Linked DNA regions of Homo sapiens: region 1 is linked to region 2. A link is a loop called in an ENCODE intact Hi-C map of the cell type or tissue named here. Cell type or tissue: endothelial cell of umbilical vein. All regions are shown on one strand. Each heading gives the region's core, and the rest is flanking DNA. Links, peaks and the distances in the headings are about the cores only.

Region 1 (16,453 bases), core at 5,120-13,119, 140 kb before region 2:
GGAACTTCAGCAAAATTAATGTCAAAATAAGACATTAAAGGTTAGTTGGTTTATTTTACTGTATTTCAGGAACTACTTAGGCTGCTTTTATAATCGCCTTGTAACTACTTGAAATAAATTCTTGCTCTATGTCTTTTAATGGGAATTAGTTGCTATAATGGCTTCTTGTTAACTGGCTCAGGTACACTTGTGCTGGTAGATCAGATTCCTAAGCAGACAACTTTGTAGACATCTTAACACAGAGATCCCTTGCTTTTTGTTTTGCTTGAGCTGATGCTGCCTGTGAGGTAACTCTCTAAAGACTCACTCTATGTAAATTTTGGTTTCAGATTCAAGGATAAGCTCTACCTTAGTCTACTGTATACTTGATCACAGGGAATCTAGATGACATTGGTTTTTATGTTCACAGCTCTCCTGCTTAAAAAGCTCACAGTTGCCAGATATTTTTGTTGGCTTTTGGTGTAGTTGGTTATCATGTCCTTTTTTGGTAATGAGTGAAAATCTTAGCTGAAATGAAGAAACTGGTAGCCATAGTCAGTGTGAGTTTGAGAAAGAAAAACACACTGTAGAGCTCTACTATAAAAGTTAATAGGATAGATTGTTAAACTACATTCTGCCATCTTTGGCTATTTGGTTGCTAAATACTTTAGAATATTACTTACAGCTAGGCTGATTATAACAGAAGAAGGATTAAGTATGACAGCTTGTCTCAATAATGGAAGTAAAAAGCAGAGATCCTGGAAAGAATCTGCCATCCATCAGAGGAATTTGTCTGACTTTGTGGTATTGCTAGGGGGTGTATGGTTGGAGTATTATTTTGATGGTGCTGGATCACCCTCATCACAGTAAACTCAAGAACATAGGACAGCTTGTGAAATAGGTTCTTACTTGTAAGGTTTGTATTTATTTTTCTTGCTTTTGAAATCTTGGATTTAAATATAATAAAAGTAGATAGCACTGTCAATATTTAGACTGTACTGATAACTGTTTAGGTAAAGGTCTGTTGACACTTGTATCCTAGTAAGACTTTGAAAGTAAACTTTGTAAAATAATGATTTAGTTTGTCCCTTCCCTCTTATAAAATTGAAAGTGTAACTCAGAAAGTAGGCTGTAAGATCTTCAGGCTGATGTAGGATGGTATACTGCCTAACCAGTGAGGATGACTTTTGGGAAAATAATGTGGAAGAAACTAACTGTGGAGCAGCATCTTACTTATATTTAATTATAGTATAGTGAATATCTGGATCAGCAGATGATACTTATTTTATAGTAGGGCATTTGCTTTTCTCTAATTATCTACTTAGAAAAAGCTGCTTGCTTTTAAATGAGAGATTTCTGGTCATAAATAAGGGGGAGGAATTATAGTTTAAAAGCAACACCTCATGGGAGCAATAAATGAACTCACATAGCAGTAGCTTCTTTTTCGCGAGCTTTATCTGTAGGTCTGTACTTTTAACATACATTATTTTGGATAATAAGGAGGAACATATGCAGCAGAAAAAAGAGGAGGAAGAAGTTCTTAAAGAAGTAACTGCACATTTCCAAATTACTTTAACTGAAACTCAAGCCCAGCTGGAACAGCATGAAATACACAATGCCAAACTGCAGCAGGAGAACATGGAAATGGGAGAAAAGCTAAAGAAGCTCACTGACCAGTATGCACTGAGGGAAGAGGTAAACGGCGTTTGGTTTGTTTATAGACAGCTGCTCACCAGTAGCAAAAGCTACACCCTACCGTAAAGTAAAAACTCTTTCACAGGACAGTATTTTAGAACTTTTGTGTATGCACAGTGGAAATTACATGTTTATTAGGAAAAGAGTAGAAACCTGTAAACAGAATGACTAAATTGGAGCATCACTTGGCCCAAGTGTCAGTGGAGTAGGATAAGTAAAGGGATTTCTAGGAGATGTGTACCACTTGTCTCCCATATGATGCTACAAGATTGTCAATATAGCATACAGATATTTTTCTCTTATGCAGTCTAATAATACAGATTTGTTCCCTAAATACTCTGTATCTCAGATTTCTGTGACAATCTGAACAATATAAATAGGAGAATTGTGCTATTTGTGAGAATAAGGAACCTACTAATTACCCATCACCAAGTCACATTGTTTGTGTAATCAATGAAGTAAAAAGTTTGTGGAGGACTCAATAGTTGTCGAACCTAGTCATTGGAGTTATTTTATAAATTGATGTGGAAGTTGTATGATGGCTAAATAAAAAACAAATAGGTGATAACCTGCTTATTTGTTTTTATTTTTTCTTTACTTTTAGAGGTCTATACATAGGGTAAGATTTCAATTTTCAAAGGATGCATCCCCTTCCTTTATTATGCTTTAAGCTAGTAAAATATATATTTAAATCCTTACTTAGTAGATTAAAATTGGAAATAGAAAGTGACAATTTAAAAATTAATAAAACAGTAAATATTACTTTATGCATATCAAAATGTTATTTTGAGTTACACCTTTTCATGCTACTTTTGAAAACATTTTTCTTTAAGATTTTGAGTATCTTTTAAACCATTTTCCTCTATGTTTCAAGAACATTTCAAACTTATTATGGAAGCTGCAAACTTATAGTAGAATATATCACTTGGCTTTAGCAATTATTTACTTTTGTTTCTAGCAACTCTTGTTTCCATCTATTTTTAAGCAAATCCAAGATATTATATCATTTTATTTATTACTATTCAAATATGCATCATGAAATAAGATTCTTTTTAAGCCATAATCACTGTACTATTTTTACTCCAAAAGGTTAAACAATTGCTATGTAATCACATACCTTCTCACTGTACTATTTAAATATCTGTTACTTCCCTTTTCCTTCAGGTTGTTTACATCAACATCAAAATAAGGTTTATACATTTTATTGTTTTAATATGTCTCAAGTCTTTTTAGTATATAAGCTTCCCCCCCCTCTTTTTTTTCCTTGGAATGTATTTATTAAAGAAATTTTTTAGGCCTATATAGTGAACTTTTAAAATTAAATTTGTTTTATATTATAAAGCATATTATGAATATCATCAGTTTTTTTAAAAGAATCCTTTAAATTCCATTGTTTTAAATAATGGTATTAAAAATGATTAATTTTATTTTATTTTTTATTATTTTACTCTTTAGGATTTATATTATTTTAACTGTATTAAACTCTCCAAATTTGCTATAGAAGTAGCAGATTGGGAGAGGACATGTGTTCAAGTTGTACTACTTGTATGTCTTGTTTAGATATTACAGTCTTTTTCTTTTATCAGAAAATAATTGAATAATGATAAAATCAGTTGCAGATTAAGACAGATTATCTGTTGCAGTCTTCTCAAAACTTAATTTAAGTACATTATTTTCAGCTAGCATTTCTTCCTTCACATAGAACCTCCATGTGTGGAGGGATTTCCTAATGAGTCTATTGTATGTACAATAGCACTTAATGACATAGCTTTTAAATAATAACAGGATTTTACCAAATGTTTAATATGTGCCAGGCATCAAGCACCTTACACAGTTTAATTATTGCATAGATTTGGACAGCAACTCTGCAAGTTAGGTATGGTCATGAACCTTTGCAGATAAGGAAACTGTGTTTCACAAGGAGAAGAAATTGTCCTGGATCATACAATAAGCTAGGATTTGCTCCAGACCATTTTTTTCATTTTATCAGGCTACCTACAATTAAGGAATTTCAGAAGATTTTGTGAACAAAAAATGTCCAGGAATTATGTGTGTAATAAATGAATTTGATATTTTGATCTCCTTATCCATCTTTTTCTTGATAAAATATCAGCTTTTTTTTTTCCAATGTAGGGCAGAAGCAAGAAGTACAGATATTTTGATGGGGACAGCCCACGTCTGATAGGGTGGGACATGGGGCAGCAGTTAGAGGGTTGTGCTCTTTCTAGTGTGGGATAGTTTGCAAGATGATATGTTGTAGCCACTTCTGCAGTGACGGGGACAGAAGGAGTCAGTGTTCTTAACTACAGTGGTAGCAGCAGAAAAGAAGGGTAAGCAGGGTTCTAGAAATTTGTGTTATGTTTTCTCCCCACTGTATTTATTTCTTTGGTTAGTGGTGCAAGAAATTCTGTTTTCCTGTAGCAAATTAATAAAGCGTTCAAACATAAGGAATTACGACAACAGCTTGTAGATGCCAGACTTCAACAAACAGCACAGCTGATAAAAGAAGCTGATGAAAGACATCAGAGAGAGAGAGAGTTTGTAAGTTCTACTTCTTGGAAAAAAAAAAAAGATCGCCAAAATTGTAACCAAAGCCATTTAAAACAAACTCCTCACTTAACATAGTGCCAGGGCATGCAATTTTGTTTCTTACTCTCTGGATGTGGGATATGCGAGTGTGTGTGTGTGTGTGTGTGTGTGTGTATTAAGCTTTCTGTTTCTGATGAAATTTTCATATGAAATTTACTGGAGATAAGATTAAATTAGTGGAAAAACAAGATAATTTTGCTTTCTATGTAGTGGTCACCAAGTTAAAGAATTGTGCCAGTTATTAGGCAAGATAGGCTTTGAGATTTAGGGACAGTTAAATTTTACACCAACTTAGTGAACATGAGACTTCTACCTAGTGTTACATTTCATTTTTAAATAAGCAATTTAAAAATTGGTAAATGATTTGTTTACTTTGATTATATTCTGGTATAATTTTCTGACAAAATTATCTGTGTCTTGGTCAGCATTGTTGCTAGAATATGTATTCAGATTTTGTCTGTCCATAATTGAGAACACAGAAAAAATCTAATTTGACTATACCCATTTACCCCCATGGAAATGAAACTATATTCTATGAATGAAAAATGATTTTAATAATGTGGTGTATTACATTTTCTTCATTCAAGTAATGTAGGCCCTGAGTAGAGCATGTTATGAATATTTAGTTCCTTAGTGTTTTCTCATTCAAGCCTCTCATATTGAATGAGTCTAGGGTTTGGAGAGATGTTTCACACAGCATGTCTCTTCAGTGCAAGCTGACAGATATCAGTGCACAATTAAAGAAACTTAATTGCACCTTTCAACTTGGAGTATAAATTTTGTATGTATCTATGTATATCTATGTGTGTATTTTGTGGTTTAAGGCTTATTTACATAATATGTGACATTTTACCTCAGAAATTCAGTGACTGAATTTCACAGCTGCTTCCCATGCATCTTTATTATCTATGTTTCTGAAAAACTCAAATACTAACTAATCTCTTTTCTTCCCTTAGCTGTTCCTTTCCTGTGGTTTTAAAAAAGTGACCAGAAACTAGGTCTCTATTTTCATTGCTTTGCTGCATATTCTTTTAACCTGCTTTTATCTTTTACAGAGTTGAGGGGCTTTCTAAATAACCTAGACAATGTCAAGATTCTTAGCTGCGTTTTCTGTCTAAAAGTGTAGATGTCTAGTTATTCCTCATGTAAAACACAACATTTCAACCCTGAGTACTATAAACTTTATTATGCTTCTAGGTTACTTTTTCTCTTTAAGCAATTATTCCTACATTCCTAAGTGTTCACCAGTGGAACAGATAAGAGATAGAAGTAGTTAGAAATTGAGATAATTGGGTTGACCTGTCATTGTTGCCAGGATAATTACTGGAAGATTAAGCCTATCTGTTAGACATTTTGACCATGTTTATAATTGTTGTTAGTATTCTGTCAGAATGTATCTGTTTTCTAGTTATTAAAAGAAGCAACAGAATCGAGGCACAAATATGAAGAAATGAAACAAGAAGAAGCACAACTGAAAGAGCAGGTAACTTAACAACAGAGAATAGCAGAATTTGTGTCTTCTTGTTCCCAGCCACAGACTAGAACAGAGGATTTGATTCTTGTCCTCTTGGAAACTTTCTCTTCTTTTAGGGTGACCAATTAATTCTGATTTGCCTTGATTTTTTTTTGGCATTTTTATGGCACCATAAAAACCATAAATGATTTGTATTCATTTTGGCAACCCTAGTTCCAGGTTGATTGTGATGGCTGGTTGTGATGGCTATTTTGAAAGTTGGCTTTCCTCTGTCCCAGATATTTTCTCTAAAACCTTTATAATTTTGTCTTATGGCTAGCTACATAGAATTTTAAAATATTACAAATGGCCAGACAGTCCTACTTCACCATAAGATTTTGTGTGTGTGTGTATGCTTTCTAAAAAAATATTGGGCTCTCTCCATTTTTCAGTCTGGACCCCTATAGTGTCCCATTCTAGTCTTTGTGTGCTTTTATTGTTTGAGATAAAGGAAACAGATGCTGTATGTTCACTTTCTAAGGAAAGATATCAGAAATGTTGTGCAGAAAAAACATAGATATGTGTGATTTTCCAGAAAATTGCAATGGAACATCTGCACTTTGTGTACTTGATGTGAAAGCTCCTGATTTAGGATACTGCAATAATAAGACTAGCTATTGCTTTAAAGGAGTATGTAGAGATAGGGATAGACAGTGTGCACAGTTATTTGGAAAATTTTCTAGGTCTGCTAATCTTCTGTGTACAGAAGAAGTGAATTTTCTAAATGACAAATTTGGAAAATGTGGTTCCTGTTGTCATTTTTATGATATCATTTATGGAAAGATTGTCTGTCACTGGACACATTCAGAACCAGTATCAATGACAGACTTTGATATACAATATACTTACTTTGGAGGTCACGTATGTTTGTCGGCACATGCAAGAAATGGTTCAAAACATGAGGGACATATACAGAACCTGTGACTACTTGTGGTCAGCACAAGGTATGTAGATTCCAAGGATGCAGATATCTTAGTGTAATAAATATAACAAGATTTAACAAATTGCAGAGAGATTGTGGTTTGCAATGAACATTTCCATTGTCAGTGTGATCCTGGTTATGAAGAAAGGTAACTAAATGTAATGTTCTGCGTGGCTTGCTGCTGTTATTCTCCCACCTAAAATAAAAAGTCTATGATGATGGCATTAATAGAAAATTGCTTTTTCGACCTCTTTTAGGTTATCTTTTTCTTAACTGTACTCCCACTAATTTTATCCCCCATCAAACTATTTGGCTTCTGGTTTATTTTTCTGCATACATAAAGCAAAGAGTTAGCCTTAATATTAAACTAAGAACTAGATACCCTCAACTAAGCTAAATACTCTAAAGGGATGCTCTTTTTACAAGAAAAGGTTTTCAAATGCAAAGAAGACTTAGTAATACCCAAAGCATTATGGTTATATGAAATTCACAGCTATACCACTGTACTTCAGTTTTTATTACAACTGATGGAGTAGAGCTAATAAGTGATTTTACTTTTTGTTTGTTTATTTTGTTTTGTTTTTTTCAGACAGAGTCTCACTGTGTCACCTAGGCTGGAGTGCAGTGGTGCAATCTCAGGTCACTGCAACCTCCGCCTTCTGGGTTTAGGCAATTCCCCTCCCTTAGTCTCCCAAATAGCTGGGAGTACAGGCACTTGTCACCATGCCCGACTAATTTTTGTGTTTTTAGTAGAGATGTGGTTTCACCATAGTGGCCAGGCTGGTCTTGAACTCCTGACCTTGTGATCCACCCGACTTGGCCTCCCAAAGTGCTGGGATTACAGGCATGAGCTTCCATGCCCAGCCTTACCTTTTAACATTTACAGTTAAAGATGATGAAGACAGTGAAGTTTCAGTGCATTTCAGTGGGTTATAAACATTTCAGGTATATATTCTGCAGTTCAGGGATTGGGTGTGTGTTTCTGTTGTTTTTCAGTCATGTATCAAACCTAATGTTTAATTATATTAAGTTTTTTGAAAGTTATTATGTTATTTTAAAATCTTTTGGGGTTTTAAATTGCTTTTCTGAAACTCTGAATATTTGATCATTTTTTTCTATAGCTTTTCCTTTATATGGATAAGTTTGAAGAATTCCAGACTACCATGGCAAAAACCAATGAACTTTTTACAGCCTTCAAGCAGGAAACGGAAAAGGTATTTACATATTTTTAATAGAATATTATGTAAAAAGTAATTGATACAAGAGGTTATTTTAAGCATAACTGTGGCCAGGCGTGGTGGCTCACACCTGTAATCCAAGCATTTTGGGAGGCCAAGATAGGAAGATTGCTTGACAAGAGGAGTTCAAGACCAGCCTGGGTACCATATTGCTACAAAAGTGGGAAAAAAAAAAAAGTGGCCATACGGGGTGGTGTGCAGTTGTAGTTCCAGCCACTCTGGAGGCCAAGGTAGAAGGATTGTTTAAGGCCAGGAGGTCGAGGCTACAGTGATCCATGATCATGTCACTGTACTTCAGCCAAGGTGACAGAGGGAGACCCTGTCTCTGAAAGAAAAAAACAAACAAACAAAAAAACATAATTGCACTTATATGAGTTTATATTAATCTGATAGTATCTTTTTTTTTCTTTCACCAGCTTATTCAGGTATTTTGCCCTAAAATTGCCCCAGAATACTAATTATCATGGTATTCTGAGACTTCTATTACAATTAAAGAGAATTCTTCCATTAAGGACAGTTTATTTGTAGATGATTTTTGTTTAGTCACCTCTCTTAATTACCCAGTTCTTTCACATAGCCTTATGTAAACTAAAAATTTTATATAAAATTATTTTAAAAATCCAAGCCAAGGAAAGTAATAATATATCTTGGTAGGAATAGCTTTATTTCTGAGGACCTAGCTAAACCTGAAATATATTTACTCTTTGAAATTTAAACTACATATATGTATAGTTTTTATATATATATATATTCACACAATATACAAGATGTATTCTTAATACAAAATTTAATTATATATATAAACTATATATATATTATATATAAACTATATATGTATTCACACAATATACAAGATGTATTCTTAATTAATACAAAATTTAAACCGTTTTTTAAAATTAGATGTAGAAAAATGTTATGGGTTATTCCAATTCAGCATACAGGCTAAAATAGCAATTTTAAAGAGCAGAATTATCTGTCTCCCCAAATAAACACATAGCACTGCGGTTTGGAGCATAAACTCTGAAACTGAGATCTCTAACTTGCACTTCGTGACTTCCTTAGGGTGAGTCATTTACCTTGGCATTTCCCTATTTAAGTTAAGATTTCTTTAAAATGTGCTGATTGGAGATAGTACAGTAGCTGTGTCTGGGAAATTCATAAGCATTCAATATATGTTAGTCTTGATTATTATTAGATCTTTTTTTGCTATAGATGACCATAGAACAAGTTATTTAACTTTTCCATGTCTTTCTTTTCTCATGGTTAAAAATAAAAACAGCAAAAACATCTAATATACTTAAGTCAATTCTTGGTTGTGTTAAATACTCAAATTACTACCTTCATTACTTTTTAGACTTAGTAATTGGGAGAATTCATTGAGTAACAAATAAGTTCTTCCTGCCTATCCTTTCAGTTATGACTGCAGTGGAAGCAGAACTGTTAGGCACAGTGAAAGTGTTAGATGGACTGTAGCATATGCTACATAGTGGGTGTAAAGGTGACTGTAGTTCAGCACCTAACAGATCTTCCAGACCTCTTCTCCTGCCTTTTGTACGAGTTTGACTTGTGATACAGTTTTGTTTGTTAACCAAAGCACAGGATATTTGCTTTATCTTACCCTTATTTTCCGTAACATTGCCTGGCTCGTTACCTGTATTTGGAACAAAGCTGATTGAAGGATATACCTAAAGTTTATCCTGAGTGTCTGGGAATTCGGTTCTTGTAGTATAGGTTCTTCCTCCCCTTATTTTTGGACCATTTTGGTCTTTATCAAAATGTGAAATAAAGCAATCTTGTGAATTGAAAGGATAAGTGAAACTAAGGATTCAGAAATGTTAATACCTCTTTCCTGATTAGTTCCCTAAATTACGCTACCTCTAGCTCTTACACTGATTTCCTTTCAGATTCTTGAGCTACTTTGGGACTGACAGTATATAAAATAATCTGATGGATTAGTGTAATTTATCATTTCTCCAGAAAACTCGGGGACATTTTTTCATATACTTCAGGAGCAGGAGGTCTCAGCTCTACTGTCCACACCTGAGCTGAGCTACACATCAGTCTTAATTGAGAGAATTCAGCTACCATGTGCTGATTCCCTTGAAATTAAGGACAACAACTTTGTTTTCTTTTAATGTGAAACTTCTGCTTTGGTTACTGCTGCTTTTACCATAGGAGCTTCTGAGATAAACTTTACTAACAAAAGAAAGATACCACTTACTCTTATAAAGAAAACACAAGTGTCAGCTGGTTGAGAAGAATGCAGTGATGGAGGAAGGGAAGAACATTGTAAAGTGATTTCTGTGGTGGATCAGGAAGTGAAACTTAGAATTTAAGTTTATGATTATGTTGATTCACAGCTGACAAAGAAAATTAAAAAACTGGAAAAAGAAATGGTAATATGGTATACCAAATGGGAAAATAATAATACAACACTTCTGCAAATGGCTGAAGAGGTAAGAAGGTTTTACGTGACTAAATAATGAGTACTTACTTATTTCAGTACGAAGACTAAGTCATTATTTAGTCTTAACTAAATAACCTCTGGAAGTGTGTCTTTACCTTCAGAATGTGTGCCTAATAACTACAAGTTTTATTTATACACTTTCCTGCAGCGAATTAGATTTTCTTGCATGTGATCAACTTCTTTCCCTCAACATAGTTATCTCAGAGTTTTGTTGAAGAAAACTTTATCATATTGAGATTTTGCTTTCCTATAAAGCAAAGTTGAGGTTGCACAAACTCAGTATTATTAAACCGACTTCCCTGTTCCCCCCATAGTTTTTTGCTTTGTTAGATTCTGGTGTTGCCCAGGAATTTGCATTTCTAGGTATTCAGGCGATGCTGATATGCTAGTTCAGATACTGTGACTTTGAGAGTCACTTGCTCTGTGTTAGAAAAGATAGCTTTATTCAGATTTTCCCCTGAGAGCATGAATTAGTATCTCAATTGCTTTTCTACCTTGATTTATTCATTTCCAAAAGGCAACTAAGTAGAGTTTACCAAGTTTGCTGTAAATATAGCTGAGTTGCATACCATTTGCAGTCACTTAAGTTTTTATTTTGTAAACTTGATTGGACTAATTATAACATTTCATAAGAAAATGTTGGAACATTCTCTTCTCAAAAATGGTAGAAAGGAAGAAAAACCCATGTAAAAATAACTTTAATGAACTCTTACTGCTGGCATTTTTAAAACATTTTCTCGTTATTTTTATTATATCAATGATAATATTTATAGCAATAAGTATCATTTAATGGTAGATATTATAATGTATAATGAATTGATTCAGTTAGATTTTACAATGAGCAGTCTACTCAGTCATCCTATGATACTTCAGTAATGAGATAATATGGCTAAAACAAATTATTTATATTTGGGTAGAAAAACTGCAAGTAGATGAAAATAGCATCTTCCCTTAATAGTTGGATATGATTTTATGTTCTTTATATATATTTTTAGCTCTTCACTAAAGAGCTTATTAGATGATAGAAAAACATAATATGGCTTATTTTAATTAAGATAATTAAAATTGACAGTTATCAGTTTGAAATTATTTTTTCAGAAAGCAGATAGATGTGCATTCCTTTGGTGAGTTATTTTATATAAAAAAGAAATTAACAATTATAACATTATCTTTGCTTCTATAGGAAAAGTTTTGCTGGTATTTTTGATTAATAGCCTTGATTTTCTTCGTACTTCATAAGTCATACTTAAAGTCAAAAGGTCCCTTTTGGTTACTTTAAGGAAAATGACAGAGATAATTTGTATCGCATTGCATAACAATAATTTTAAATATTTAACATAGCACTATATAGTGAGGTTTAAGACATGAAAACAAAGCAACTTTTTTTTATTATGGCTCAATTTACTCAATTTTGGATATAGTAACCTAATGATATTTAATAAGGTTACATAAACCTTATCTTTTTTTCTTACAGAAAACTATTCGTGATAAAAATTATAAGGTCTTTCAAATAAAATTGGAGCGGTTAGAGAAGCTGTACAAGGCTCTTCAAATAGAAAGGAATGAACTCAGTGAGAAACTGGGAATTCTGAAAGGGCAGGTCTCTGTGAAAGTAGCAGATGTAGATTTAGCAGTGCCTGTGACGCATTCCTGTGCTGACCTGGATTCTTCCAATATGCTGAACACTTCCTCTAAAAGAGCCCCAGGAGTCCATCTGGAGGCTGACCCCAAAGGAATGAATGAAGTAAAATGCTACTCAAAAGCCCTCTCCACAGGATCTCCTCTAGGCATTGATTAAGATTAAGTGTGATCATTGTACTGATGGATATATTTTGTGTACATGTTTCTCTTTTAGTTGTAACTATTGATTTTGTAATGAAAATTTCCTCTCCTTTTTCTACCATATCTCTGTTTTTTTAGAACTACTCAACTGTGTGGTAACAGAAAGCTTCTTACCAATTTCCCCAACTATGTTGCACATCAGCCTCATTTTCCCCCTTTATTGGAATGCATGTTTTCATTGCCTTCTCCTTTCAAAGTGTACGTTTGTGTGTTCATCACCTTAAATTATCTTAATTTGAGACTTTTTTATAATGGTTTCGTAATGTGAAATCAAATACTAATTTAAACTCTGGAGCCCATAATATCTACATAAAAGAAAATATAAACTGACTAATATTGTCAAGTCATTTAAATGATAAGTAAAACTTCAATGGATTAAGAAACAAGCATGGCATATTTGATTCAGATCAGTTTTTTGACAATATTTGTATGACTTTCCAAATTGATGTGACTGTAAACTTTGAATTCCTCAAAATTGACAGAATATATATATATATATATATATATATATATATATATATGTATGTACACACACACAGAGAGATCATTTAAATGTAAATGATGTTAAGAAAAACCAAAACAGTAGCATATGCAGGCAAGTCATTGGACCAATAGGCTTAATATTTATGAAACTGACAATTGTTCTGCTTTAGTTTCAGGTTACAATTATGTTTAAAGAAAAAAAAATCAGTATCTAGATCTCTGCACTTGGCATGGAAAATTTTGAACTATTTATTCCTTAATTTTCTTTTATTTCAGTTTCTCATAGAGCTAAATGGTTTTACATATATTCTCTTGTCAGATTTGTGGTCTAATAGAGGTAGAAAATGGAAATTTTCCCAGTACTTAGAAATATGGTACTTAGGAAGAAGTCTAGGATGTGAATTACATATACACTTCCCCTAGTGACTATGATAATCAAGGGGGCAGATAGCAGAGGAAAATAAGTTAACATGAAATTTGACAAATTTTATTACTTTGCCAAAATTAGCAAAACAAAAATACTCACCTTCCCCTGCTCACCCCCCAACTTTTTATAAATATTCAATTCAGCTACAAAACAAAATACTGGACCCACTTCTTTCAGAAGAGATGAAGATACCTTATATGCCCTAAAGTTAATACCAGCAGTCATATTTTATCAGATGTAAATCTGGATGTAAGCTCTTAATGTTATACTAAGGCAGTTTCTTAGGCTGTGACACTTCTTTGTGGTACTTGTTTTGTGTGAAAGGTAAATTTTGGGGAGAAAACAATGTGAAAAACAGAACTTGTTCTGTTGTTTTTGGCATACTGTTTATGTTAGATACACTGTGTTACAATACAATATTACGAAGATCTGCATTGTATTTTGGAATTTGGTTTCCTTTCAGAATTATTGCTCTGGCTAGCATTGGAAACAACAACAACAACAAAACCCAAAGGAACCCTTTGCAGAAGATTCCCTTGTAAATGGCCCTGTGGCATGCCCAGTATCTGCAATGTTCTAGAATAGAAGTTGGCAAACCTCTCTGTTTGCCAAGCCTGCAGAGTTGAACATGTCCATAAATGTATACAATCTGACCCTGTTTTTTGGCCCTGTTTCTGGACACTGTAGCTGACCAAGAAAATGTTTAAATGTTGCGATCAATTAAATTTTTTTGTTGTATCATTCTGGAGTTGTAATATGTATAGTGGCAGGGGATTCCAAGCTATAGAAAAAACATGAGTCTAGAATGACAGAGTGTGTCATCTTCAAATGTGTATTAATATATTTCTTGATGATGAGACCAATATTTCTAAGTTAATGGAACTATTTTATTACACCTGATAATCACAGTTCAATTCTTGTCTGTTGCAGAATTATCTACCTCTTTCAAACTGTAAATGAAAATAACTGTGAAAAAAAGGATGCAGTACTGATAAAAACACTGCTTTGTTTTTATCTCACCTCTTTTTTAAGGATATGATTTTATAAGAGGCAGTTCTCTTTTGCTTTTCAAGACTTCTGTAGAGTTTGTGTTTTTTGTTTTTGTTTTTGTTTTTGTTTTTGTTTTTTTACCTAATGTGAATCTTATTTTATCTACTCAACTTCGTTCAGGTTAACTAAAGATATAGATATAATGGTTAATATAGTAGCCTCTGTGTATTCTTTATAATGAATGTCACCTCAACTGTGTAACAGTGAAGTTCAAAAATAACTGTTGGAAAAAGTTACTATTTTTAAGGTCTTAAAAAACATAGTTAATTGCACAATTTAAAGATGCGTTACCATCTGGTTAGTTGGCAAAAATAACTTCATTCAGTCAGATCTCTGTTAGCATGGCCACTCCCAAACCCCCATTCAAAATAGGTGACCTACCCCTTTTAAAGTGGGTTACTTTAAGATTTCTGTAGTTTAACTTCTGGCAAGGCTTTTAAGAATCACAGTATTCAAGAAATTTTCTACTATCAGTTAACCTTAGCCTATCCAAATTTACTGGGAACTGAATAGATATAAATAGCAGGTGATACTTGTATAAAGAATTTCAGTGTCTTATTATTTAGTCATGGGTGAGCAAAAGTTAATATAACATTATGTAAACAATTAGATAGCTTTTACTTTCTAGACCAGGGGTTCCCAACCCCCAACTGGTAGTGATCATGGCCTGTTAGGAACCAGGATGCACAGCAGGAGGTGAGCAGCAAGTGGGCAAGTCAAGCTTCATCTTTATTACAGCCACTCCCCGTTGTGACATTACTGCCTGAACTCCACCTCCTGTAAGATCAACAGCAACATTAGATTCTCATTGGAGCACTAACCCTGTTGTGCCCTATGCATGTGAGTGATCTATCTTGCATGCTCCTTATAAGAATCTAATGCCTGATGATCTGTCCCCCAAGATGGGACTGTCTAGTTGCAGGAAAACAAGCTCACAGCTCCCACTGATTCTATATTATGGTGAGTTGTATAATTGTTTTATTATGTATTACAATGTAGTAATAATAGAAATAAAGTGCAAAATAAATATTATGCATTGAACCATTCCCAAACCATCCTCCTCCCTCCAGCCCCTCAACTGCCCTGTCTGTGGAAAAAATTGTCTTCTATGAAACCTGTACCTGCATCCAGAAAAGTTGGGGACTGCTGTTCTAGACAACACTGAAGGAAAAGTTGAGGCACTTTTAAAAGAGATCAAGAAGTAATGTAATGGAAAATAGAAATAGGGAGAGCCAAGAATCAGTTTCTATTGAAACAGCCATTAAATAGGCAACAACATCAACTCTTTTGGAACTCTGGAATCTAATATAAACAGAGACCCCAGGGTACTACTTAGTTTAGAATGAAGAGACTGCTAAAGTTCTCTAAGGATTGTGGCATTTGACTACCTGCCTATTATCCTATATTGTCCACCTTGGCAATAGTTGTGGAGACAGCAGCCCCACATTACTGGTATAGCTTACTGGCTTTAACAATGTGAATGAAATAAGAACATAACTTGAAGTTAATTTTTTAAAAAAAGATATCAAAATTTGTGGGTGTAGTAAAAGGAAACTCAGAGCAATGAATATTTGTAAATACATTATAAGATAAGAAAGATCTTCAATTAATAACATGTTCATACCTTAAGGAAAAAGGAAAAAGCAAACTACTAGCTACCAGAGGAAGGAAATCAATATTAGGGTATAGATATGTGAAGCAGATAATATAAAAATAATAGAATCTATGAAACCAATGGTTCCTTCTTGGAAAAAGATCAAAGTTGTCAAACCTTTAACTGAACTTCCCGAAAATGAAAGAAGATGTAAATAAGTAAAATTAGAAATGAAAGTCGGGACATTACTACTCCACAGTAAAAATGGCTATAAGAAAATACTATGGAGCCAGGTGTGGTGGCTCACACCTGTAATGCTAGCACTTTGGTATGCTGAGGCAAGTGGATCGCTTGAGTTCAGGAGTTCAAGACCAGCCTGGGTAACATAGCAAATGCCTGTCTCTACAAAAAAATACAAAATTAGCCAGTGGTAGTGGATGCCTGTAGTCCTAGCTACCTGGGTGGCTGAGGCAGAAGGATCCCCTGAGCCCAGGAGTTGGAGTCTACAGTGAGTTGTGATCCTGACGGTGCACTCCAGCCTGGGCAACAGAGGGAGACACTGTCTCAAAACAGAAAATACTGTGAACAATTGTATGCCAACAAATTAGATAATTTTGATGAAATGTATACATTCTTTTTTTATATACTTTAAGT
Region 2 (16,453 bases), core at 5,500-13,499:
CTCATAAATAAGAAGAAAGAAGGAAGAAAAAAAGAAAAGTATGATGAATTCATTTTAGGTTCAATATAATCTTGACGGTTCAAAGTAGAATATTACAAAATCATGAGTCCTTACAAACTGGGCACTGCTGTGATTCTTTCGAAGTTGCATGGTTGTCTTAGTGCAGGGCTCTAGGCTCAAGTGCTGCTTGAGCAATGTTGATGACACGTTCCCACCTCCACTTTGCTCATCCTTCACCGTAACAGTTGGGGGGCATGTGACTAGGGAAGTAAAAAACAACTATGAAACCAATCCTCTCCTGCATCAAGATTACCAAACTATTTCTCCCATGAAACTTTACTATTTTACCCCTCACACTTCCCCAATCTGTTAAAGTTCCTCACCTTTCTTATGCACAGTCTTATCCTTATCCTTAGCCATAAGGCCCAAGCCCATCATTTTGGGACCTGGCCCATATATCTGTAACTTCTTTAGCTCTGGATGCTTCTCAATGTCCTCCTCTGTAGGCTCTGGCTGTTTTAAAAAAGATTCAAACAACGAAGTTAGCTTTACTTATGCAGGTATAAATACTTTATAGGCAAGGTCTGGACAAGTCAGATGGGCTAAAATCAACTAACATCCTTTATCCATTTTTGAATGTTTATTAACCACATTTTTACTGTGAGTGTGGTATGGCCAGGTAGGAGCAAATGGATAAATTTGGAAAGTAATGAATTTCCTCAACTTTTTTCATGTTATGAAAAAAATGACAAAATAATCCAAGGCTTCCAAGGCTAGTGAAGCTTAAATGTCAGAAATTTATACCTTACAACAGAGAATTTTGTAATTAAAAATAAGCCCCCCTCTCCAACTGAGTTCAAGATGGAAACAGTTAAGACAGGAAAAATTCTATTCCATTTAAACTCATATCATTAGAATCATAACTGCTTTCAGACCACAATATAATCACAAACCTGGGAAAATGGAAACTCATTAAGTATCAAAATACAAATCATATGCCACATATATTATATACCATTTTCAGCACTTGTCTCTTCTTAGAGGACACTGTAAAATATATTTTATCATTGTTTAAAATAATTTGTTATATTTTGAAATTAAGCTCTATTACATTTTCCGTTTATTTTAAAGCTTTATTCTTACAAATTTTCTATACAGAGGTAAGTTTTCTTCTATTTACATATATAAACATACATGTATACACAGAGAGACACAGTAACATATTTTATGCTTTTTTTTTATTCCCACGGCAATTTCTGGAAGCAGAAACGTATATTGCATTACGTCTATGAGAATACATTGCTTATTATAATACTATTCCAGCAATCATTTAACTAACTTTTTAATTATACAACATTGAGGCTGTTTCCCACTTTTTGACATTCTGAAGAGCTAAGTAACTAACTGTATTAATCTAATTTTTATTTTATATACCTTATATGGTTTTGACATTTCTGGGGTACCTTGTGGGCTAGGGAGACCAGCTCTTTCAGAGCTGGCTAAACTAAACTATACCTTTACCATATAAACCAAACAATCCCGAGTCCAAACCTCTAACTATTTCCTTTATTTAACTATCATATAGAACCAGTATTTCCCCTTCTGTAAACCAACTCAGAGCCATGTACCAAAAACCTACCGGCATCCACTATGCCTCACAGATCCCTGGAATTATTCTAACAAACTAGCCAATTCTGACATTTGATTGCCCTGCCTTGCCTGTCTCACAGAAATACCAATAAAGGCTGTGACCTGTGCCTTTCACCTTACCTTTTACCTCCTGACTGATTACTGTGGCTCTGTGGGGTATGTTGTACATCTCATTTGGAAATAAACAGTCAGCAACACTAAACTTTTAGCATTGACCTCTCCATCTCACCATTACTGAATCATGTCTATAAATTAAGACTCGGGCACAAATCATTAGTACCTATGTACTTGCTGCATTATTCTTCTCAAAAGACAATTAACAGAAGTTAAGCAGGAGGATGTAAACATTTAAAATTTTAGTAACTTCAAATTTTAATTTTAATACAACCCTTCACTACTACAAAGAGTGCACACAATGCCTAGTTCCTCATATCCTTGACACATTTTGGCCATTTCCTAACCAGTTATGTGAAAGGGATATGTGGTTACTTCATATTTTCAATGTATAAGTGAGGTTAAACACTTTTGATTTATTATTCATCAGGGTTGCTGGAAAAGGAAACCTGAAAATAAGCTATGATAAAAAAGAAAAGATTCAATCAGTTTCGTGCTTCTACAACTTTTAAGCACAATATATAATTTTATACACAAAATATTGTATTATGTACATTATAGATTTTACATTAATGTTACATAGGTTGTTTCTAACCATTAAATACTTTTTAAAAGAGCTGGTATTTGCTTGTTTTAGAATAAAGTAATACCATACTACTCTACATTTCGGACAGTCTACTACCCATTCTTGAATTACAAACACACATAAAATAGAAAAGATGTGTTAGTCCTTATTTCTCCTTTCTTGCTTTATGCAGAATTTGTAACTTTTTTTTTCTTTATATTTTGGAAGTACTGTCGATTTTTGTACACTGTACAGTTTTAAATTTTGTTTTGTTTTTGACAGAGTCTTGCTCAGTCACCCAGGCTGGAGTGCAGTGGCATGATCTTGGCTCACTGCAATCTCTGTCTTCCAGGCTCAAGTGATTCTCATGTCTCAGCCTCCTGAGAAGCTAGGATTACAATTGCCTGCGACCACACCCAACTAATTTTCATATTGTTAGTAGAGATGGGGTTTCACCACATGGGTCAGGCTGTTCTCGAACTGCAGACCTCAGGTAATCCACCCAACCCAGCCTCCTAAAATTCTGGGATTACAGGCATGAGCCACTGTGCCTGGCCCAACAATTTTTAAAACCTTTCCTGCAAAATGGACAATGAACTCTCCCTGCCAAAAAAGTGTCTAAGGATCCATTTTATCTGGAAAAATGTTTAGACCTTTTACTGGTATTTACAACTTGAAACAAATTTTACTGGTTTCCTAGTTATTACATGTTCATTTTTCTTATTCAGTTTCTTCCAGACATAATTCTTACTATAAAGAACTAAAGTACTAATACAGAATCCATCTGCATTTCAATAATCTTAACTAGATAAAATTTCTCACTTTGGTCTAATTTCTAATATTACAATATCTCAAAATTTAAATATTGTTAGAATTATCCAGAAAACACCTAAAGATAACACAGCATTGCCTTATTTAAGGTATTTCAGAAATAAAAACATCCAAATCTTATGAAAATGTTGCATATGGAGCAGTGAAAACACACTTATATAAAAGTTATTAAAAATATATTGTTTGTATTTTCATTTTCTGAATATTATGATGTTTTAACATCTTAAATCTTTCTGGTTATGACAGATTGTCCTCCCAGGGTTAGCTACTCCTACAAATACCAAATGGCTCACCCAGGAGTATGACTTTAATGTGTCTTTAATATGTTCACTGACAAATCCAAAGCTAATCCTTATCTATTCAGCCCATACAATTCATGAGGCAAAGTTCCTCTGCTTTAATTCTAGGGTCAGGCAACTAGGGAATACTGCTGTAGCCTAGAGCCTGCCAAAATTATTCAAACTAGCCAATCCCATACTTCTTATCCTGCTCTGTCTTGCCTTTCCCTTGGTAAACCCAATATAGGCTATGGCCTAGGTGCTTTTCTTATTCCTGCTTCTTCTGCATATCCAAGATAGGTTTTCCTCTCTAGCACTGTGTAGCATATAGTGACTACCTCTCTAAGGCCTGTGATAATAATAAACTTTGCTTTCCTGAGTCTCTGTGGTCACACCTACTGACCATCACATGGAAGACCATAGAATAGAACAAACAGTTAACAATAACTGATTTGTACAGTGTGCTTTGCAAAAATCGTTCCAAGATTCACAGAAATTAACAATACCTTATAACCGGGCATGATGGCTAACCTCTGTAACCCCAGCTACTCCAAAGGCTGTAGAGGGAGAATCACTTAAGCCTAGGAGTTCGAGAATAGCCTAGCAACACAGCAAGACCCCATCACTTAAAACAATAGCAATATGTTTTAAAATTTATAAAAGCAAAACTACAAAGACAAAATATTATAAACCAGACCTATGAACAAAATAATTAATAATTCATTTCAATTAATTTTATCCTGAACCAGACATATGTAAAACAATGCATTCAGCAATGAATTTTCCCCAATATCAAGGTCTAGATGAACCTTCTCAGCTATAGGAAGAATAACAGGAGTAACAGTCACTCACATCAGGCTGTAGCCTTTTTGCCCGTCGACTGTAGCTGCTGAACTTTGAAGGCTGCACAGACTGTCTAAGGGGGATGCTGTGGGGCTTGTATTCCTTATCTTTTACCTCATTGTCAAACGGGTGTGTGTTACATTGCTAGAGAGAAAAAAATATATAGAATCAGAAATTGAGTCATATTTGTAATAAGTGATTCCTTCATTTACAACTCTAGCAAATAAAGCTGTAGTTCTTTCTAAATTACACAGGTCCACTCCTCTTGTTCTTTGGATAGAGCACATATCCTGACAATTTTCGTGCCTCTGCTTATGAATGAGCATCACAGAATATGAAAGAACATGGTCTTTGGACTGTATTGATATCAATCTGGGTTTTTACTCTTATTCTCTGTGTGCTTTCAGCAAACATACTGAACTTCTCTCTTTGTGCTTCAATTTCCTGGATGAAAAACAAGTAATAAAAATACTCAATCTGGGTGTGGTGGCTTAAGCCTATAATTCCAGAACTTTGGGAGGTCGAGGCAGGTGGATCATGGGGTCAAGAGATCAAGACCATTCTGGCCAAATGGTGAAACCCTGTCTCGGTAAAATACAAAAGTTAGTAGAGCCTGGGTGACAGAGTGAGACTGTCTCAAAAAACAAAACAAAACAAAAATACTGAATCTTTAGAATTATGTACGCTAAGTGAAACATGTTTATAAACATAAATACACAGTTTTTATAAAATATTTTAAAGTTTTACGGATAATAAAACCTAAAAACTGGCCAGTCGTGGTGGCTCATGCCTGTAATCCCAACACTTTGGAAGGCTGAGTCAGGTAGATCACGAGGTCAAAGGATCGAGACTATCCTGGCCAACATGGTGAAACCCCATCTCTACGAAAAATACAAAAATGAGTGGGCATAGTCACGCGCCTGTAGCCCCAGCTACTCAGGAGGCTGAGGCAGGAGAATCACTTCAATCCAGGAGGTGGAGGCCGCCTGGCCAGAGTGATAAGCTGCCTCAAAAACAAAACAAACAAACAAACAAACAAAAACAATTAACTTATTATGTAAAATTACCCTGCTAAATCAGTTTCCACACCCTGAGTTAAACCCAAGTCACACCAAGCTTTTAACCTAAACTATCTTCAAGTGAACCAGCCTCATGAAAGCTTAGGAACACCATTATCTTTTTCAGCCAGGCATGGTGGCTCCCGTCTGTAATCCCAGCACTTTGGGAGGCCGAGGCAGGCAGATCACAAGGTTAGGAGATCAAGACCATCCTAGCTAACATGGTGAAACCATGTCTCTACTAAAAACACAAAAAAATTAGCCAGGCGTGGTGGCAGGCCCCTGTAGTCCCAGCTACTTGGGAGGCTGAAGCAGAAGAATGGCGTGAACCCGGGAGGAGCTTGTAGTGAGCCAAGATCCTGCCACTGCACTCCAGCCTGGGCAACACAGCAACACTCCATTTCAAAAAAAAAGATTATCTTTTTCATGTAAGATACTTAAAATAGGAAATGGTTTCCTCTAACTTCTAGTTTAAGATCTTCTCCATAAAAAGATCTTAGTAAACATCAACCTCATAAGATAGAAAGGTTACTCTAGTTCTTACTTATGTATAGCAGGAATAAAACTATGCCACATAAAGAGGCTGCAAAGTATTTTCTAGGGCCAATTCCTGGAACATCTTCACTCTAGAGATTTAGAATCTATAGACCCTGACTACTCAAGAGAAAAGTCCAATCCAAAGAAAAAATACAAAAGAAAACAAAATCACATCAGGCCACAAACCAGTTTAAGGGCCCTCACCACATGGTTGGCTCCAGACTGAAACATTTCATAGGGGTAAATAATGCGTTCGTAATGTGATCGTAGCAGGGAGCCAATGTTTTTGCCTGGTGGGTAGTGGAGACGCTGGGCAACTCGAGCCCACCGACGATCCTTGCAGATGGCTTCATAGCCACCTTCCTCAATCACAATCTGAAAGTATAAGAAACAATATGGATGAACTGTGAACAGACTGGAAAGGGCTACCAACACAACAATGAGACTTGAATATGGGGGGCTGTGCCCTTCCCCCAACACCAATCATTGCAAGACTCAAAGATTACGTCAAGAAACGCTGCCAGGCTCTGTGTTCTTTCCTTTCCTGCCTATTGTTTCTACCACAGAAGATCCTTGAGGCAAGGCTTTTTGTTTTTCCTTTAGAAAGTAGACTACTCTTACCTTACTAAGGCTGTAGAGGTCCAAGATCTTCCGCTCCACATTGGGAATCTTTAAAGAGGAGCCTTGAATTTCCCAGAATTTTGCAATCTGATCCAAATAGTTCAATTTCACTCTAGTTTGGGCCTGGGAAAGAGAGGGCCTTATAAGATTGGCATACTCCTTAACCTGACTTCATCGAGTATGCAGTAAATGAACAAGTATTATTCTATGCTATCTACACTTCTCCACCAACGTGCCGGAGCCCCAGCTTCACTGTCTTATCTCACCAGCGGGGTCCACAAAAAGCTCAAATAAGCTGAGTCTTTAATCTATAAAGAGCTAAGAATGTGCCGTCTTAGGATCAACATCATGTCTAAATTTAAGGAATTATTCTTGGACTTAAAGGTGGCTTGACCAAAAATATGTAGGCTCCAACAGTATTTAGACTCAATATCATCAAGACACTCATTTAGAATGTACTGATATATAATTCAAAGAATTAAAATATTTTTCTAGTTCATGTAAAAGAGCTGGACACAAAACCAGTTTCTGAATCACTGCTTTCTTACTCTAACTCATACACAGCTTCTAGCTACTGATCATAGTCAAAATCCTAAGAGTAAAAGAAAATGACAAATCATTCATATACTTTCTATATTGAATACTAAACTGTGAAGACTGAGTTGACTGCTTTAAAGAGCAAGTTTGCCTCTGACATTTTATTAAAGCAGAACATATGTAATACCATCACTCTGTTGCTGGATATTTAAAAGATCCTATTTCTTGTCTGAACTCTGCTTCTGTTAAAGAACTAAAAAAAATTTAGTCACACTGGGTGCAGGGGCTTACGCCGGTAACCCCAGCACTTTAGGAGGCCAAGGCAGGCTGATCACCTAACGTTTGGAGTTGGAGACCAGCATGACCAAATCGGTGAAACTCCATCTCTACTAAAAATACAAAAATTAGCTGAGCCTGCTGGTGTGCACCTGTAATCCCAGCTACTTGAGAGGCTGAGGCAAGAGAATCCCTTGAACCTGGAAGGTGGAGGTTGCAGTGAGGCGAGATCCCGCCACTGCACTCCAGCCTGGTAGACAGGGTGAGACTCTGTTTCAAAAAAAAAAATTCATTCATTAAATATGTGAGTACGAGAAGACAAAATGGGAAAGGTACTGTCATTTTGATAGTTCTAACCTGAAACTATTGAACAGCGAAACAATGCATCATTCTTCCTCAGATATTTAAAGCCTTTGTGTTCTACCATTTTTGTGGACATAAATTATGTATTTTATAGAAGACTTTCTCCAAAATCAGTATTCTGGAAAATGGTGGAGTTCGGGTTCAAATTCAATACATTAGATTTCAAAACTTAAGTTCTACATTATTATGAAACTACAACGGCAAGATTAAAGATCAGATTCCTTTAAAAAAAGTGTGCCTCCCAATCTTACCTCCAGTTCATTTAGCCTTTGGACGCGAGGAGTAAATCTGAAATTGTCAACTTCTACTGCAAAAGGAGGCTGCCAATCCTAGAAGAAAGTGTAAGGACCTGGTAACTATGGCACAGTAAAGGATGAAGATAGTGAAAACCACAATCATTTGTTCCCACTCTTTTAAAGTCTTCTGGTAACCATTTTTGTACACAAGGGCCTCAAATGATTCCTTCTTCATAATCAAGATTAACTGCAAAAAAAAAAAAAAAAGGAAAAACCCTGCAAATCCAAAACTCTCCTTGATATGTGTCCTTCGTAACAGACGAAAAAAAAAAAAAAAACCTCTATAATCCCAAGGCTAGAAAGCGACTCGACTTCCAAGGAATGACGCACATCTGAACAAACACTATGCTATTTGGGTTATGAGTCCTTACTAAAATGAAGATAAATGTAATGCAGATAAAAAATTGTTTCACTTTTTAAAACCTAAGCCATTATCTCTTCCCACTCCCAGCAGTACGAAAAAGTTTAATTGCAAATGCTGAGAAGTGCGAACATCCACATAAAAATAACGTTGCAGCCTGGTTCAATATATGAGAAAAAAGCTGTATGCTCTGCGAAAACTTTTTGACTTCTCTGAATATTGTGTTAGTTGTTCACGACGACAGCCCAGGCTTATTTCAGTTTACATTCTTAATTCAGTCAAACTTCTACGAGGTTCATTTAGTAGTTTTCAGTATAGCAACCCAAAATGGTCTACGTTTAATAATAAATTTAATTGATGGCAAAGGATGCCACATCACTCCCATTATTTGCTATATTTGCTACATACATCTAAGGTCATATCAAAGAAAGAAAACACCAGTCCAAGTGGTTAACACACAAGCTTATATAACTTGCTTCTGTCATAGATCAAGTACTTCTGAGTAAGCTATTTTTTTGCGGTTAAATGTAATAAAAGCTTGTGTATGCCTAAACTATATTTAATAACAGCAGAACGTAGAAATATTTGAATCTTATATTTTTGTCCCTACAGCAGTCAGATGTTTAGAACCCCGTGGAATGTGGCGATCTGATACTAATATTCTGATGCCAGCTTGTTCGGGTCAGAAAAGTTAAATGAGAAATTTGGTGCTAAGGGTTTCTGGTCATGAGTGTAAATAACGCCTCGCCAAGTGGTAAACTGCCCCAACGTTCAAACCAAAGGCTACCCATTCCCAAATTTTGTTTCAAAGACTTACCGCGGGTGGGCGGATTTTGCAGATGCCAGACTTCTCTGCTATGGGCCTTATTTTCGCAATGTAGCCAAGCGGGTCTTGGAATTCAGCCCAGCTAGGCTCAAAAACCGGGCACTCCGGTGGCGGCAGGAACTCGTCACACCCCGGTTCCATGTCGGGCCTTAATGCTAAGCTGTAAAATAAGAATCACATTGTCTTTAATGACGCGCTGGTTCCTCCTACTAAAAGGCCTATGAAAATTTCATTTTCTTGAGAATTTCAAGGTTACTTTAATCCCGTAGCTGCTTACCAATCGTCAGGGATCCTAGTTTTACAGCCACCATCTTGACCTCCGGGCCCTGCAGTGTGGTACGAGCCGTCTCACTCCGCGGATCGATTTTTCCGGCGCTATTTCCAAACCTGTGAGACCTTCCGCACCTGAGATAAACGCTGAGGACGCAAGAGCGATTTTACCAGAGGAAAACAGTCACAGAGCCGTCGCTGGACTCATATTAAACAGTACTGCGACAGAACGAAAAAGCAAGATAAAAATAGTATGGCCGGATCTTTTTTAAAATGGGACCACTGCGCAAGTTACGCCTGCGTATTGCAGGGAAGGACCGTAAAAGGCTGTGGTGCTGATCAACGAAGGATTTCTCGGAGAAAATTCCTCCTTTGCGGAAATGTCCGTAGAAACGCACCTTTTTTTTTTCCTGCCAGGACAAACCGCCGGCGATATCCGTTCATGTGAAAGTGTTTACTAACATTCTCTGAAGACTCACTGGGTTCTCAGCTCGAGAACGTTCCTGTCACAAGACGTTTAGGAGGCAGGATGCCGGTACAATGTATTTATGTTCTTGTAAACTGTTGCATTAACAGTGCACTTCAAGTGGGCACATTTGTCGTTGGATTTTTTACCAACTCGAGCTTGGACTTTAGGACGGGGAAAAGAAGTGCTAAATGTTTTTGAATAAAACCTTTACTGCACATGATAAACATCCCTTAAAAATTACCTAGGAGCACCCTAAATTTTAAAATGATCACAAAGACCTGGACAGATTACAGTAAACCTTCAACATCGCTAAACACACGTACCATAAATCAAAAGAAACACACTGCTAATGATCCGTTTTTTGATGTGGAAATATCATGCTGTTTTTAAGGGAAATTATACTTTATTGCGATGTTTTATTTCAAAACAAGATGTTACACTTTATTTCCTATAATTTTATTTACAATATTTTACACCCGTTAAGCAAAAATCCCCCTACATTGCTATTCTGTTTTTTTTTAATCAGTTCACTACTGTAGTATCTTTTTGTTCTCCATATATTTTTGAAAAATACGCAAAAGGTAAGTTTTAAAAATCAAATGGTAGATTTTATTTGGAAGGGCACTGCCAGAAGTGCCTTAAAGTTTGATAGTTTGACAATTGTTTCGTATTGTACGATTCTTGGCATTTCCGTTTTTTTTTTTAACAATTTATCCATTTCATCTAGATTATCGGCTTCATGAGTTTATTATACTACATTACATATATATTCCTGTTTCAAAAGTTGTTACTTAATTTTCTGCTTTCTTTTTCCTAGTTTTATCTACATACTTTTTCTGTTTCATAAAGTTAGAGTTATAGAGTTCTATTTCATAAAATTAGTTATAGAGCCTGTATTATTTCAAATGATGAGATCTTTTTTCTCTGTTCAAGATAATTCATTATAATACAGCTTTATATTTTATGAATTCATTAGTAAATAGATATTTCAATTTCTACTTTTAGCTATTATAATGTTGCTATTAGCATTTGTGTACCGGTTTTTGTGTGCATGCTTAGTGTCATTTCTCGTGTGTATACACCTACAAGTAGAATTAGTGGGTTATATGGGAACTTTAGGTTTAAACTTTTCTTTTCCAAAGCATCTTCATCATTTAATTTCCATCTAAAGTGGAATACCGTTCTAGTTTCTTCATGTCCTCACCAATACTATAATTACATGACTTACTGATTTGACCATTACAATGTGTATGAGATCTCATAGAGTTTTGAGTTGGACTTCTTGAATTACTAATGATACAGTAGTGTTGAGCATCTTTTCGTAAGGTTGTTGGCTTGTTCATATGCTTTATATACCTTCTCTGGAGAAATGTCTATTCAAAATTTTTGGCTCTTTTCACATTGGTTTGTCTTTTTTTGTTTAGTTGTAATCTTATCTGATTCTTTTATCAAATATTTGATTTTTATAAAAAATAATTCTGTAAGCTGGCTTTTCTCTTTCCTAATAGTAAACTTTGAACAGAAAGATTTTTAATTTGATCTTTATCCAGTTTGCTTTTTTCTATTGTCACTTGTACTTTCAGTGTTGCCTCTGAGGGGATTTTGTCTAACCCAAAATCACAAGGATGTACTCTTCTCCTCTATTCTAGGACCTTTATAGTATTAGCTTCTACATTAAAGTCTTTGATACATTTTGAGTTAACTTGTGTAAACACTGTGAAGTAATGATCCAACTCAATATTTTTGCGTGTTGCCATCTAGTTGTCCCAGAATTTGTTGGAAACATTATTATTGCTTCATTAATTGTTCTTGGCACTCTTGATAACATTCCGTTGGCCATAAATGTATGGGTTTATTCTTGGACTCTCAATTTCGTTCCATATTTATATGTATGTATATATTCTAATGCCATATTGTTTTTATTGCTGTAGTTTGTGGAAGGTTTGAATTGGGAAAAGTGAGTAATCCCAACTTTCTTCTTGTTTTTTTCGAGACTGTTTGGCTATTATTTGTTTCTTGTATTTTTATTACCTTGCCTGTTTCTACAGAGAAACAAGCTGGGGTTTCAACAGACAAGCAAGCTGGGACTGAGACAGAAATGTTGAATCTACAGACAAATTTAGGAAATATTTCCATCTAAGTTTCCTATACATGGACAAAGCATGTATTTCAATTTATTTAGGTCTTCTTTGGTTTCCTGCAACAAAGTTTTATAGTTTTTGGTATTTTTTGTATATTAGTATTTAGTATGTATTATATATATTTGAAATTAATTTACTTCAGATTATCTTATTCTATTTCTGCTACTATGAATCAAATTTTTAAAAGATTTCCCCTATTAAGGGTTTGTTAGTGATACACAGAAATATGATTAATTTTTGTATGTTGATCTTGTGTTCTGGCACCTTGCTAACTTCATTTATTGTAATACATATATTTTTTAACTTTTAAGTTCAGAGGTTCATGTGCACTATATGATGGTTTGTTTTATAAGTAAGCCTGTGTGATAGGGTTCGTTGTACAGATTATTTCATCACCCAGGTATTAAGCCTAATATCCATTAGTTATATTTCTTGCTTCTCTCCCTCCTCCTGTGCTCCACTCACCCACTTATAAATGAGAACATGCAGTATTTGGTTTTCGGTTCTGGCGTTTGTTTGCTAAGGATAATGGTCTCCAGCTGTGTTACTGCAAAGACATGATCTTGTCTTTTTTTATGGCTGCATAGAAATCTATGGTGTATATTTACCACATTTTCTTTATCCAGTCTATCACTGACGAGCATTTGGGCTGATTCCATTGTCTTTGCTTTCGTGAATAGCTGCAGTGAATGTACATATGCTGTTGTGAATACCTGCAGTGAACATACATGTGCATGTATCTTTATAACAGAATGATTTATAATCCTTTGGGATATACCCAGTAATGGGATTGGTGGGGTTGAATGATAATTCTATCTTTAGGTCTTTGAGGAATTGCCACACTGTCTTCCATAATGCTGAACTAATTTACATTCCCACCAGCAGTGTAAAAGCATTTCTATTTCTCCAGAACCTCACCTGAATCTGTTATTTTTTGACTTTATAATAATAGGTATTCTGACAGGTTTGGGATACTATCTCATTGTGGTTTTGATGCGCATTTCTATAAGGATCAGTGATGTTGAGCTTTTTAAGATGTTTGTTGTCTACATGTGTATGTCTTGAGAATTGTCTGTTCATGTCCTTTGCCCACTTTTTAATGAGGTTCTTTGTTTTTTCCTTGTAAATTTGTATAAGTTCTTTGTGTATGCTAGATATTAGACCTTTGTCAGATGCATAGTTTACAATTTTTTCCCATTCTGTACTTTGTCTATTTAATTTGTTGATGGTTTATTTGCTAGTGCAGAAGCTCTTTAGTTTAATTAGATGTCATTTGTTAATTTTTTCTTTTGTCACAATTGCTTTTGACATCTTCTTCAAGAAGTCTTTACTCCTGCCTATGTTCTGAATGGTTTTGCCTAGATTTGCTTCTAGGGTTTTTATAGTTTTGGGTTTTACATTTAAGTCTTTAATCCATCTTGAGTTAATTTTTGTATATGGAGTAATAAAAAGGTCCAGTTTCAATTTTCTCTATATGGCTAGCCAGTTTCTCACAGCACCATTTATTAAATAGAGAGTCTTTTCACCATTGCTTTTGTAAATTTTCTTGAAAATCAGATACTTGTAAGCATGTAGTCATATTTCTGGGTTTTCCATTCTATTCCTTTGGTCTATGTGTCTGTTCTTTTATCAGTACCATGCTGTTTGGGTTACGGTACTTCTGTAGTGTAGTTTGAAGTTGGGAAGCATGATGAATTTAGTTTTGATTATGTTGCTTAAAATTGCCTTGGCTGTACAGTCTCTTTTTTGGTTTCACATGAATTTTAAAATAGATTTTTCTAGTTCTGTGAAGAATGTTAATGGTAATTTAATGGGTATAGCATTGGATCTATAAATTGCTTTGGGCAGAGTGGCCATTTAGTGATATTGATTCCGCCTATCTGTGAGCATGGAATACTTTCCATTTGTTTATGTCATCTCTTAGTTATTTGAGTAGTGATTTGTATTAATAGTTCTTCCTGTACAGGTCTTTCACTTCCCTGGTTAGCTGTACTTTAGGTGTTTTATTCTTTTTGTGGCTATGGTGAATGAGAGTTTGTTCATGACTTGGCTCTTGGCTTTACTATTGATGGTGTATAAGAACGCTAATGATTTTTGCACATTGATTTTGTATTGTGAGATTTTGCTCAAGTTGTTTATCAGCTTAAAAAGCTTTGGGGCTGAGATGATGGATTTGTGTGCATATAGAATCATATTGGTTGCAAACAGGGATAATTTGATTTCCTCTCTTCCTATTTCAATATCTTTTATTCCTTTCTCTGGCCTGATTGCCCAGAACTTTCAATACTATATTGGATACAAGTAGTGTCAGAGGACATCTTTGTCTTGTGCCAGTTTTCAAGGAAAATGATTCCAGCTTTTGCCTTTTCAGTATGATGTTTGCAGTGGGTTTTTCATACATGACTTTCATTACATTATTTTGAGGTATGTTCCAGATATGGCCCCGATAAGTGGAGTAGCACTAGGATCCTTATTCTTGCACTGAATTGAATAAAATGACACGGACACACGTGAGTGGTTTTAAGGAGTGGAAACTTTAATAAGAAAGAAGCAAGGAAGAAGCAAACAGGTACCCTTACAGATATGGAGTTGGGGAAGAGGGATTCTAACAAAGAGAAAATCCTGTGTGCAGAGAAAAGTTGCTGCTTATATGGGAAAGCTGGTGGAGGTGGTGTCTGATTTGCTTAGGGTTCAGGAGATTGGTTTGACCAGGCTTGCCATTTACATAGCCCAGAAAAAGTCTGGCCCTTCCACCCTAGCCTTTTAATATGCAAATGTAGGGCACCATGATGTTCTACACACATAGGGTATGTGGGGGTGGTCATTTTGCCAGGCACATGTAGGGGCAAGGAAGAAAAGGGCAGGAATTGTTATGTTTGGGTGGACCCAGTTTCTGATGGGCAGCATTTTCATATCATAGCTTGCTGCCCGGCTCTCTGAGCAGGGGCTATTCAGGTAGACAAGAAACATTTCTGGAGCTGCTTTCAAAGAAAAAAACTTCTGAAGGACCCCTTTCCCTCCCATCTGCTTATAGTAATTTTTTAATAAATCCTACAACATTCCTTCCGTAACTGGTTTATTGAGAGTTTTTAACATGAAGTGATATTGAATTTTATCAAAAGTCTTTTCTGCATCTATTGAGATAATCATGTAGTTTTAATCTTTAGTTCTGTTTATGCAATGAAACACATTTATTGATTGCCATATGTTTAACCAACCTTGCATTCTGGGCCTGAACCCTACTTGATTGTGGTGGATATGTTTTTTGCCATGCTGCTGGATTTGGTTTCTCAGTATCTTGTTTGGGATTTTTGTATCGGTGTTCATCAAAGATACAGGCCTGAGGTGGTGGTGGTGGTGGTGGTTGTGTCTCTGCCTGATTTTGGTATCAGGGTGATGCTAACTTTGTAGAATGAGTTAGGGAAGGGATCCTTTTTTCCAGTTTTTAAAAATAGCTTCAGTAGAAATGGCACCAGCTCTTCTTGGTACCTCTGATAGAATTCAGCTATTAATCCACCTGGTCCTGAGATTTTTTTCTCTCTATTTTTCTTCTCTCTATTTTTTTCTCTCTATTCTCAAATAGAGAATCTCTCTATTTGATTCTTCTCTCTTTTCTTCTTTATTAGTCTTGCTAGCGATCTATCAATTTTGTTGATCCTTTCAAAAAACCAGCTCCTGGATTCATTAATTTTTTGAAGGGTTTTCTGTGTCTCTATTTCCTTCAGTTCTGCTCTGATTTTAATTATTTCTTGCCTTCTGCTAGCTTTTGAATGTGTTTGCTCTTGCTTTTCTAGTTCTTTTAATTGTGATGTTAGGGTGTGAATTTTGGATCTTTCCTGCTTTCTCTTGTGGGCATTTAGTGCTATAAATTTCCCTCTACACAGTGCTTTGAATGTGTCCCAGAGATTCTGGTATGTTGTGTCTTTGTTCTCATTGGTTTCAAAGAACATCTTTATTTCTGCCTTCATTTCGTTATGTACCCAGTAGTCATTCAGGAGCAGGTTGTTCAGTTTCCATGTAGTTGAGCGGTTTTGAGTGAGTTTCTTAATCCTGAGTTCTAGTTTGATGCACTGTGGTCTGAGAGACAGTTGTTATAATTTCTGTTTTTTTACATTTTCTGAGGAGAGCTTTACTTCCAACTATGTGGTCAGTTTTGGAATAGGTGTGGTATGATGCTGAAAAAAATGTATATTCTGTTGATTTGGGGTGGAGAGTTCTGTAGATGTCTATTAGGTCCACTTGGTGCAGAGCTGAGTTCAATTCCTGGGTATCCTTGTTAACTTTCTGTCTCGTTGATCTGTCTAATGTTGACAGTGGGGTGTTAAATTCTCCCATTATTATTGTGTGGGAGTCTAAGTCTCTTTGTAGATCACTCAGGACTTCCTTTATGAATCTGAGTGCTCCTGTATTGGGTGCA

What was found. A loop is a pair of places that touch in the nucleus more often than their neighbours do. Peaks named below come from ENCODE experiments on the same cell type or tissue, not always from the same donor. Only the 100,000 strongest peaks of a DNase experiment are listed, where the experiment ranks them.
Region 1: it touches region 2 in a loop (4-fold over the local background); 2 of 110 quality-filtered maps call a loop at or near these places.

Annotation. Positions count from the first base shown.
Region 1 is chrY:19,591,920-19,608,372 of GRCh38, forward strand. It overlaps the pseudogene TXLNGY. Among named protein-coding and RNA genes, the nearest start is that of KDM5D, 140 kb to the right of the region's middle. In endothelial cell of umbilical vein, for the core only: no CTCF peak of the experiment used is centred there; a DNase peak (open chromatin) is centred at 9,102; H3K27ac peaks cover 395 bases.
Region 2 is chrY:19,735,238-19,751,690 of GRCh38, forward strand. It overlaps KDM5D (lysine demethylase 5D), which reads right to left and starts at 9,489. Exons shown (of 27, transcript NM_004653.5): 1 at 9,434-9,489; 2 at 9,148-9,316; 3 at 7,925-8,002; 4 at 6,498-6,620; 5 at 6,081-6,251; 6 at 4,291-4,425; 7 at 384-513; 8 at 115-260. The coding sequence starts at 9,297. KDM5D-DT (KDM5D divergent transcript) reads left to right here and starts at 9,548. Exons shown (of 3, transcript XR_938630.4): 1 at 9,548-10,476. In endothelial cell of umbilical vein, for the core only: no CTCF peak of the experiment used is centred there; DNase peaks (open chromatin) are centred at 9,494 and 9,704; H3K4me3 peaks cover 2,022 bases; H3K27ac peaks cover 1,229 bases.